Linked DNA regions of Mus musculus: regions 2 and 3 are each linked to region 1. Evidence: chromatin contacts called from ENCODE Hi-C or POLR2A ChIA-PET data. All regions are on one chromosome and are shown on one strand. Each heading gives the region's core, a stretch centred on a gene start or an enhancer-like site at or near the end of the contact. The rest is flanking DNA. Distances are from core to core; before and after follow the strand shown. Region 1 holds the start of Pgrmc1 (progesterone receptor membrane component 1). Region 2 holds the start of Nkrf (NF-kappaB repressing factor). Region 3 holds the start of Rpl39 (ribosomal protein L39).

Evidence for each region. A loop is a pair of places that touch in the nucleus more often than their neighbours do. ChIA-PET counts read pairs that join two places held with the same protein, here RNA polymerase II (POLR2A).
Region 2: POLR2A ChIA-PET joins it to region 1 with 10 read pairs in embryonic stem cell. The contact joins the promoter of Nkrf here to the promoter of Pgrmc1 in region 1. POLR2A ChIA-PET finds 5 or more read pairs at or near these places in 2 of 5 experiments (Patski and embryonic stem cell).
Region 3: POLR2A ChIA-PET joins it to region 1 with 20 read pairs in embryonic stem cell. The contact joins the promoter of Rpl39 here to the promoter of Pgrmc1 in region 1. A Hi-C loop is called at or near these places in 1 of 37 maps with a recorded cell type or tissue (regulatory T cell). POLR2A ChIA-PET finds 5 or more read pairs at or near these places in 4 of 5 experiments (Patski and embryonic stem cell).

What each region holds. Positions count from the first base shown.
Region 1 is chrX:36,596,353-36,599,812 of GRCm38, reverse strand. It overlaps Pgrmc1 (progesterone receptor membrane component 1), which reads right to left and starts at 1,620. Exons shown (of 3, transcript NM_016783.4): 1 at 1,199-1,620. The coding sequence starts at 1,526.
Region 2 is chrX:36,901,690-36,905,227 of GRCm38, reverse strand. It overlaps Nkrf (NF-kappaB repressing factor), which reads left to right and starts at 1,763. Exons shown (of 3, transcript NM_029891.3): 1 at 1,763-2,492. The coding sequence starts at 2,227.
Region 3 is chrX:37,083,532-37,086,589 of GRCm38, reverse strand. Rpl39 (ribosomal protein L39) reads left to right here and starts at 1,368. Exons shown (of 3, transcript NM_026055.2): 1 at 1,368-1,465; 2 at 2,502-2,605. The coding sequence starts at 1,463.

The sequences.
Region 1 (3,460 bases), core at 371-2,870:
CCAGCCCCGAGTTCCTGGTGCTTAGAGGAATCCATATTGGGAGAGCTAAAGCCTCTTCTTCCTCTCTAAATGTTCTAGAAAGCAGGGCTTTCTAAATCTGGCTGATTCCCCATTTCCCTACAGCAGAGGAGTAAAATGTAGATCTTTTTAGCCCTCTCCCCTGCCCCAGAGATCTAAGTGTGGCTATGGATGGTCAGGCCAAGAATCTGTATTTTTCATAAGCATCAGGTGATTGTGATAGGCAATCCAGTTTGGAAAAGCCTCATTTCTGGGGAGTTGTCCATCTCTTGTTTTCCCCTTGGTTGGCTTTTCCTGAAATCCCCCCACCCATCGGGCTTCACAGCCTTACCCTATTGTTTCTCAGGACCCTTCCACTCCTCCCTCCCACCCCCGTTTCATTTCATTTTATTTTTTCCACCTCCCAGTCTCCCCACTCTATCATACACTAAATATGGTGTTTCTGACCATCTCACCATGTTACCATAGTCCACCACACACTGCTCTTAATGCATCCAACCAAGCTTGGTCGCTTATTCATCATCCAGCCTGAGTCCACCCCACTCTGCACGCACATACACATACCAAAGACATACCTAACACATGTCACATTCCAAGCGCCACCCCCCAGACAAACGGTGTACACCAAACACACATTCACTGCGCATGCACACAGTGTACACACACACACACACACACACACACACACACACACATTCTCCGCCAGGAACAATGCTGCTTTACCTGACACTAATCCCCTTCTCCACTTTCTCTCTTTACACACCCTTACATTCCACCATGGCTCCTCCGGCGTCATCGGCCTCCACGTCTTCTCAAGTGTCTGGGCCTCTCTGGAGACACCTTCATTTTTTCCCCTCAAATCCGAAGTCTCCCCCTCTTTTCAGGACCCCCGCCCCAAAGCCCACTACCTTCGAAAAGTTCCCTAATATCCCGGGGCTTCGGACCTCGCTGTCCCTCCCACCCGCGGTTTCCAAGGCTCAGCCTCATTCGGGCATCCCATCCCCCCGTACGCACCCCCACCCACCCAGAGCCTCGTGCCCCCGGCCCGCTCCCATTGCTGCCCGCCTTCCCTCCGACCCTCCCACGGGGGCGCCCCACCTCCCCCGGCCTCTCTCCCGCCCCGCTTCCACGCCAGGGTCCCCTCTTTTGTCTCCACGACCCCCTGGCCCTGCCTCCGTACCAGGCCCGTAGAACTTGCGGCCTTTGGTCACGTCGAACACCTTGCCGTTGATGGCCATGAGAATGCGCGGGTCCTGGACGCCATCGAAACGCCTCAGCTCGGCAGGGGTGAAGTCGCGCCGCTTGAGGCGGGGCAGCGGGGGTGGTTCGTCGTCGTCGTTGTCGCCACTGGCACCGGGCTGGTCCCCGCGAACGATCTTGTAGAGCAGGAAGATGCAGAGGCCCAGGAGGAGCAGGTTGAGAGGAGACGTGAAAATCTCGTGCAGCAGCCCGCCGCCCTCTAGCTCGCTCGGGTCGGCGCCAGTCGCCACCACATCCTCGGCAGCCATGATCTCTGGAGCAAAGGTTGGGCCCGGCTAGGCAGAGCTCCGGAACAGTCCGCTTCCTCCGCCCTCCCAGCGAACAGTGGCGCGCAGCGTTCTTTGACAGAGGAAGAAAAGCTCGGGAGGGGCGGGGCTCCGGGGGCGGAGCCTATAAGCCCCCGCCCTTCGCGGCCACCTAAGCGCCCCGCCCTGCTCGGGCTGGCTCGGGCAAGCTGGGCCTGGTTCGGCCTCTGCTTCGGGCCCCCTATGTAGCCTCGGGGGTCTTGGTCTTTCTCCCTCAACCGCTCCGTCAACCAGGGCCACCGAGCCCAGCCCACCTCTCTGTTCTACCTGCTGGGCCTCTGCCCCGGTTTCCGGGCACCCTCAGATCATAGTGCAGCTCGCAGACACACAGCTCAGTCTCTTGGGTACAGTGGGTAGCTTCCCGCTGACCCTGTGGGGAAGCCTTGACTTTAGGGCCCGCTCCTCGCGGCAAATGACGTCAGTTAAAATGAGGTCGCATTTCTCTTGCTTCGCTTCTATTTTAAAGCCCCTTATACTCTCTCCCCTGGGCCATACCCTTAGAGCCAGGTAGCTGTTTTGGGATACTCTAATATCATGCCTTCAACTCCTTTTCACCTTACAGTCCTAGACTATTCGAACATCCATTTTGGGATGGTTCGCCTCCAATTCTTGCCCAAAAGCTGTGGGACTAACACCCAAAGGACAGCCAGTCAGGTAACAGGCCTGTCAATTCTATAAAATCTGGAGCTCAGATCGCCAGATTTTGCGTTTGTTCTTAAAGTTTTTTTTTTTCTTTTTGAAATCATCAATTATGCTTAGTCACAAGGCACCAGTAATCAACAACTGACATTCTGTTGTTGAGCCTTTTTTTTCTATAGAAATACCAGAATAATGTTCAAAGTTCCGTTGCTTGACAGCATTCTTCTATTTGAAGTCTGTGGAAACTACCCTTGGCAGTCACTGTAACCCTGAGCACAGCCCCTGATAAACGCTGGAGTTTGGAAGGATCCTAGATTTTATCTTTTTAGATTCCCAGGCTTCTGGTGTGCAAACAGGCTGCACGGGAGCAGGCCTCTATGGAACAAGGATTGTGCCTATTTTTCAGAGACCTAATCTGGCTGCCCCCCCCCTTAAATTGTAATTGGGAAACGGTAACATAAGAAAAAGGAGAATAATTAAAACCAAGCCATGCACACATCTGCAGAGCAGGGCACGACTTTTCCATACAATCCTGTTTGTACACCACTTACATGCAAGAGATTTGTGCAGAGAATTGGCTAAATTCTGAAAACTTTTGGCAAACACTGCTGTAATCCCTGCCCCCCCCCATCTTCTTAAAGTGTAATGAGTCAAACACTCTTTATATCCAGCCCACACATTTTTTCCCCCAGAGCTAAATTTAGGATTAGCTAAACCGGCCCCTCCAGATCTTTTGTCAAAACTCTTCAACTTAATCATCATGAAACAAGCTCAAACTGAGAGCACTCAGCTCCGGTTAGAATCCAGTTATCCCTTTCACAGAGTACTGTGAGCAGCAAAGATATTTCTTAAAAAATAACAAACTTGTGAAAAATGTTTTCATTTGAAACTAATATGGCCAAAAAAAAAAAAAAAAAAAGGGGGCTGGTGAGATGGCTCAGCGGTTAAGAGTGCCGACTGCTCTTCCAAAGGTCATGAGTTCAAATCCCAGCAACCACATGGTGGCTCATAACCATCTGTAATGAAATCTGATGCCCTCTTCTGGTGTGTCTGAAGACAGCTACAGTGTACTTACATATAATAAATAAATAAATATTTAAAAAAAAAAAAAAAAAAAAAGAATCTATCTTTCAGTGTTCATGTTAACTGATAGGAAGATCGTTAAGAGGCTGAGGAAATGGCCTAGTGGGCAAAACACACTGGCATGCAAGTGGAAGACCAGCTTCACCATCCCCAGC
Region 2 (3,538 bases), core at 514-3,013, 310 kb before region 1:
CCCACAGAGGTCAGAAGAATGGTTGTAAAGCACCGTGTAGGTGTTAGGAACACAACTCCTCCTCTGTAAGAGGAACAAGTGTTCTTAACCACTGACCCATCTCTTCAGCACTAAGACCCTACCTCCTAATGCTATCACATTGGCCATTAAATTTCAGCAACTGCATTTTGAAAGGGACATAGCCATAGAAGCCTGAAATGGATCAAATTATTAAAACACAATCACCTTATGATGTAGACTCTAAGAAACTAGGATGGTGCAAAGAGAAAGACATCCATAAATCTGACTAGCCTATGGCATGCCCATGAAAGCCAGTGCAGGCATTAAGAGCAAAAAAAGGAACCCCCTGTTTTCATAGAGTGGTTATTTTATCAAGGGAATAAGAGTCAGTTGTTTTAACGTTTTTCTTTCTCAATTTTTTATTAGAAGATTTAAAAGACGCAGTGCTAACTTGTGAAAGATGTCAAGACCTAAATTAAAATGACACCATTGAGTGGAAATAGTTACATGTGTAGAAATGTGCAAAACCAGAATATAATATACGCTACAACATTAATCAGCAGTGGATATACACCTAGAAGGAAATTTGAACAGCAGTTCTCAAGAAAACATAATTAAGAATTTACAGCTTTTCGTAATAATTAGGTGTGGACCCATTCAATAATGAGTTTTGGTATTTTTAATAAAGCATAGATACTGTTATTGAGATTTAATTGTAGGGCAATTTTTCCAGTGAAGTAATTCTCTCCCTCTCATGCATCCCTTCCTGTTTTCCTAGCATCTGTCCTCCCTTACTCCCACAGACACACATAAACACAAATTAGAAGCTACATTTGTTATTCTTGTCAATCCGCAAGTTGAGCATAGATCAGAATCTGTATTCCAAGTATCCAAGAGGCCAGGCTAAGTTCGAAGCTAGCCTCCCTTTTTCGTTAAAGTTGAGGGTAATACTGCTAGTGTAAGTGTTAAATCTATGCGGGGTTCATTCTCATTACCATGGTTGCCATCTGTATAATGATTTGTCCATTATTCTGCCCAGCGGCTATTAACTAGTCTTTTGGGTCTTTAGTAAACTGAAATAAAAATACATGATGATACGCTTTGTAATCTCAACACTTGGAAGGTTCAGGCAGTAAGACAGACGTTCACGATCACTCTTAGTTGTACTGTGAGTTGGAAGGTAGCCTGGGCTGCAGTTGAAAAACAAAACCATGTGCCGTGTGTGTGTGTGTGTGTGTGTGTGTGTGTGTGTGTTTTGACTCGACAGACAATACAGAATTGTCTGTAACCATGATCAGAAAAATGTAAGAGGGTCAGCTAGAGAAGTGTTGCTGTTATTTTCTTTGCAAATGTCGCCTTTTCAACCACACTTTCACAAGCAACTCCAAAGCTGATGCTGAAAGACGCATTGTTTTTTTTTTTCAAGCTATTCTCTGAAGAGGCATCTCAGAGCTAACAGAAAAAAAACATGCCACATCCCCTTGAAACCCAAACCCCTTTCCAAGGACACAGCTAGAGCATAATGCCAGGCATCACAGCCAACTAATCACCTGAGGGCACCTTCCAGGGACTTAACGGAATCATCAAATTCTAGAACCCCACTGAAGCCCCGAGAGTCCCCTACCAGGAGTCTCCGCCCTTCTGCCAGTCAGCAGAGTGCGTCAATGAAGAGTGACGTCAGAGGAAGGGAAAAATGCCCATCGCGCGAGATTTCGCGCGGGACTTTGAAGTTGGAGACCGGTTGCGGCTCATGCGCTGTGGCCTCACAACCTCAGGGTGGCACGCGGGGAGGTAGGGTGAGAGACCCGAGCCGGGGAGCGCAGCGTGCTGGTGCTTCTCCTCCTTCTTTTCTTCTTCTTTTTATTTTTTTTTTTTATTCTTGCCGCTACTCTCTCAGTGTGTGGGTCCCAGGGTCCGCAGAGGTGCTGTGTGGCAGGGCCCAAGTCCGCTGCCTAGTGTGCCCCATATATAAGGAAGCCCTCACGTCCCCACATTAGTTGGAGCCGTGCGGCTGGCGTGGCGACAACGACCATTGACCCCCCATCCCCGTTTCTCTGTAAGCGTAGCCCCCGCCCCCCCCAGGCACATACCCCCAGCCCCCCCAGTCTCAGCCCTGAGCGTCCCTCACACACAGGTTGCCCCCCCCCAACCCCAGCCGCCTCGCTTGCCCCCGGCCAGTTGGTAGGCATCGTCCCCGGGGGCCGTCCCCACTCTGAAGCAGAGAAGATGGCTGGAGGACGTCTGTTGCTGGGGGGCGACTTCCTGTCGCCGCCGCCGCTGCCCCCCCTCCCGCCGCCGCCGCTGCCGCCCCTCCCGCCGCCCCCGCCTGAGCCAGTGCTGGAGCAGTGGCGCTATAGCCACGAAAGTGACTGGCAGTGGGCTCTGCGGCGGAGCTTCATCTGCCGGCACCTGCACAGCTATCCCGGGGCTGCCCTGGACCAGCTCCTCGCGCTCTCCGCCGCCTGGACAAACCACGTTTTCCTGGGCTGCAGGTGAGGATGGTGTTGGGAGGTTGAGTTAGGGACAGGGTGGGAGATGGGTGATGCGGGTCGGCTGAGTGATGGAGGTGAAGAACAGATGACGGATGGTGGAGTTTGGGTTATGGACAGACCAAGGCAAGGAGAGAGTCAGTAAAGGTGGTCCAGATGGGAACCGGGGCAGGATGCGGATTATGGCTTGGAGGCTTAAGATTTGAAATTTTGCTAGAGGACATGGAGACGCTTCACTAGTCGTTGCGGGGTGGGGTGGGCGATCGCGGTTGCAGGCGATGACATGACAGCCCATGAGGGCACAGAGATGCCCCTCCAGGACCAGAGATGGAGATAAAGTAGATCCTGGAAGAGGGTCATTGAGAGGTAGTCGTTGCGATTGGTGATAAAGAGCAGAACCTCAGACCCGCATAGGGGCTTCCAAGGATGCGACATCTGCAGAGGCTATTTGATGGAGCTTCCGAGGGGAAGACAAGGAACTCCGCAGTTCTAATCCTAGTCTCCAGACCACTCTCTTCTTCTACCTCCATGAAATAAAGCAACCCCCTCTCCTTGCAGCCCCCCAGCCAGGTCTTATCATCTTCTCCTGGGGAGGCGGTATGTGTCGGGTCTTTGAGCCGCAGTGTCAGACTTGCTTGTAGATTTGCGCATAATGTACTCAAACAAAGAAATGGATCTATCTGCTGGAAAGATGGATTGCCATCTTTTCACCTTAAATGGGATAGGAGGAATTAACATTTGGCCTCTGTGTGAGGTTTTAGGGCTGTATGTCTCTCTCTCTCTGTGTTTCCTCCTTTCCTAGAACCTGGTGGCTTCTGAACAGGCCTCTTGGAAAGCACTTTGCGTTCTATGGAGACTGCAGTATGGTTCCAACGCAGGTTTTTTTTTTTTTTTTTTTGAAACAGGATGTTTGGATCCGCTGTCCTTCAGAACCTCAAATTTGGCTTTATCCTAGACTAATTACTTCAGTAGACTGGAAAGATTCTTTATATTCCTGTCTAGCAGTCAGTTTGTTTTTATTAGGAAGAATGAGAAATTCTGGAAGATGA
Region 3 (3,058 bases), core at 119-2,618, 490 kb before region 1:
ACTATACCTGACTTTCTGTTTTATTTACACAGCAGTTGAGCAGATGTCAAAGAGAAGTAGTTCTTACCTTCCACCTTTTTGAGACAGGGTTTGCCTTGTTTCTGTTGCTGTGTTAAATACTCCAGGCTAGCTGGCCCTCAATCTTCCAGGACTTTCTCTCCTGTCTCCACCTTCTATTGTGCGGTAGGAATCTTAGGGTTGCAGATACATAGGAGTACTTATTTATTTATTTATTTATTTAGCGACAGGGTCTATATGTAGTAATCCTGACTGGCTGGAAGCTCAGTATATAGACTAGGCTGGCCTTGAGCTCAGAGATATTGATCCTTCTGCTTCAAGTGCTAAGATTAAAAGTGTAGGCCACCACGCCCTGTATCTTCACTTTTTGGGACTTGAACTATAAGTTGGCAGGATTGCGTAACTGGTGCTTTTATCTACTAACGATTCCCCTGGCCCTGGTATATGGGATTTTTACCCCACCGGAGACAGAGTTTCTCTGTGTATCTTTGGCTGTCCTGGAACTCGTGTGAGTAAACCAGGATGGTCTCAAACTCAGAGGTCTGTCTGCCTCCCAAGTGCTGGGATTAAAGGCGTGCACCACCACTTTCCGGCGCCTTTTTTTTTTCTTAAGATTTACATATTTATTTTATTTATATGAGCACACTGTAGTTATTCACTACAGATGGTTGTGAACCACCATGTGGTTGCTGGGAACTGAACTCAGGACCTCGGGAAGAGCAGATGGTGCTCGTAACCGCTGAGCCATCTCTCTAGCTCCGCCTCCCTTTTAATCAAGTATTTTTAGGTACTATTGATAATGGGTCCGTGTGTGTTTACATGGGGACGTGTACCTGTAAATCATAAGTGTAGGTGCCCCTGGAAGTCAGAGACATGTTACCCCCTAGAGCTGGAGGGTTGTAAGCTGCCTGATATGGGTGCTGTGAATGGAACTTGGATTCTCTATAATAGTGAAGTTAGTCATTAAAAGATGTCTGCAGCCCCATCTTCCTCCCTTCCAGGGTGCATCGCCAACCCTAAGCCCCGCCCCTCTCGCAGAAGCGGGGGGAGTTGCAGCTCTGGAAGTGATGTAGGCCTTTTCCCGCCCTCCTCAGAGTTGGTCCCGCCTACTCCGTTTCCAGGTGTTTGCTAAGGGTTTACTTGGTTACTTCTCAAAGGCCACCTACCATGGCCACCAAGGCTGTGGCCCTCAGCACAATGATGATCACCTGCAGGAACAGGCATGGACGCGGAGGCCTCGGAATTACGTTCTCTATAAACCGGTTTGGGTTCCCACGGCCCCATGGGAGCGCAGGGGTGGAGCTAGGGAGGACGCTGCGAGTCATCCATCCCCCCCTAAGCTCCGCCTCTAGCGACTTCTTCTAATCGCGTTCTTCCGGTCCCGGCCTTTCTCTTCTCCATTCCTCCGCCATCGTGCGCGCTATTCTTGATTCGGCTTCTCGCCATGGTAAGACTATCGGCCGCCATCCGTCCCTCAGCGGCTTTCCTGAGGCCACAGACCGCTGTGCCTTTGTGGCAGACATGCGCAGCATTGAGGGCTGGGTGTATTTTTCAGGGTTTTAGTGTTCGTTTTTGGAGCTGGGACACCTATCGGCCTGTGGGCGCGGCATGAAATTATCAAGTCCATTTACCCTTGCAGGATGAGAACGCTCTTCCTGCAGCCTGGCAAGGGGTGCAAAGTATTCTTGTTTCATATAGCCTGGGGCTGACGGTGATCTTCATGATGGGGGGGGGGCAGAACGAGAGGCTTGGGACCACTCTTAGATTGTCCCTGATCGAAGAGCATGAATCGCCATTTGCACAGCGAGATGTCCACAGTAAGGGTTAACAGAACTTTGAGATCCCTTCAGAAGTTAGCGCGTCACTCCTTGGAGGCGTCTGCTAACAGCGCATCAGTCATTGCCTACTGGCAAGATTATGCTTATGGGCGTCTAGGTACAAAGTGGGTTTAGTATCTGAATTTGTTAAATAAAACCTCCAACTGGTCTAGGGGGACGAGTGCGCTTGGCCTTCGTTGCATTTTTTTATGTAATGGTGTTTGCCTACGGAGTGTCTAGGGCTCCGTAATCTTAGGTTAGCCAGCAATGTCACTTGGAGGTAGATAAGACTTACAGAGTACAGTACCTAGTGTCATTGACTTAAAACTGGCCAGGGTTTGCCTAACCTCAAGCCATCCTTGTTCCAGTAAGTCCGTTTCCTCTCCTACTCCAGCTATTCCGTGTTTCATCGCTGGAGCCCAGCAGACAGCCAGTTTATAGGTCAGACAGGACCTGGGCTTAGAAACTTGGTGCTGATTATGAGCCATGTTTAAGCCATTAACTCTTCCTCCAGAGAAGTGATGAGGATAAAGGACTTGGTGGTTCGAGGTCGGGGAGCTTTTCCTGGGTGTATGTTCTGCAGGCCTGATGTTAGTTTGTTGGAATTTGTGACTGAATCAAGAGACTAGGCTGTGGTGTCACTAAGCTGGTTGCATCTCCTCGTAGTCTTCTCACAAGACTTTCCGAATCAAGCGATTCCTGGCCAAGAAACAAAAGCAAAATCGCCCTATTCCTCAGTGGATCCGGATGAAAACTGGTAACAAAATCAGGTAAGCCTTCTCTTGTCCGGCTTGGAAATCGTTATGTTTTAAGTAACTTTGGGCATGGAGATACACAGTTGCAAAGTACGGTCCACCCCAGTCAATTAGTGTGCTGGGGACTCCCTTTTGAAATGTTTTTCCTTTTGTTTGGGTTGGGAGCACGGGGTTGAGAACTGGGAGGAAACACTTCTCCATTCATCAAATGGGTCTTGGGGCTCTAGCTCAGGTCATGAGGCTCCTTGGTAGTGACTAGCTTACTTAGCCCCCGAAATCCCTCCACAAACCTTTTATAAATGCTTCCTAATTTCCCTAGGAAGGCTTCAAGGGATTTGACTATTCTGGCAGGAGTGTTCTTTCCTGCAACCAGAGTTGAGCTCAGGACCAGCTGGGTCTTTGAGAGAGGTGGAAGGGATCGAACCCAGGGTCTCCCCCAGGCAAGGGAAGCGCCTTTCTGAGTTCTTT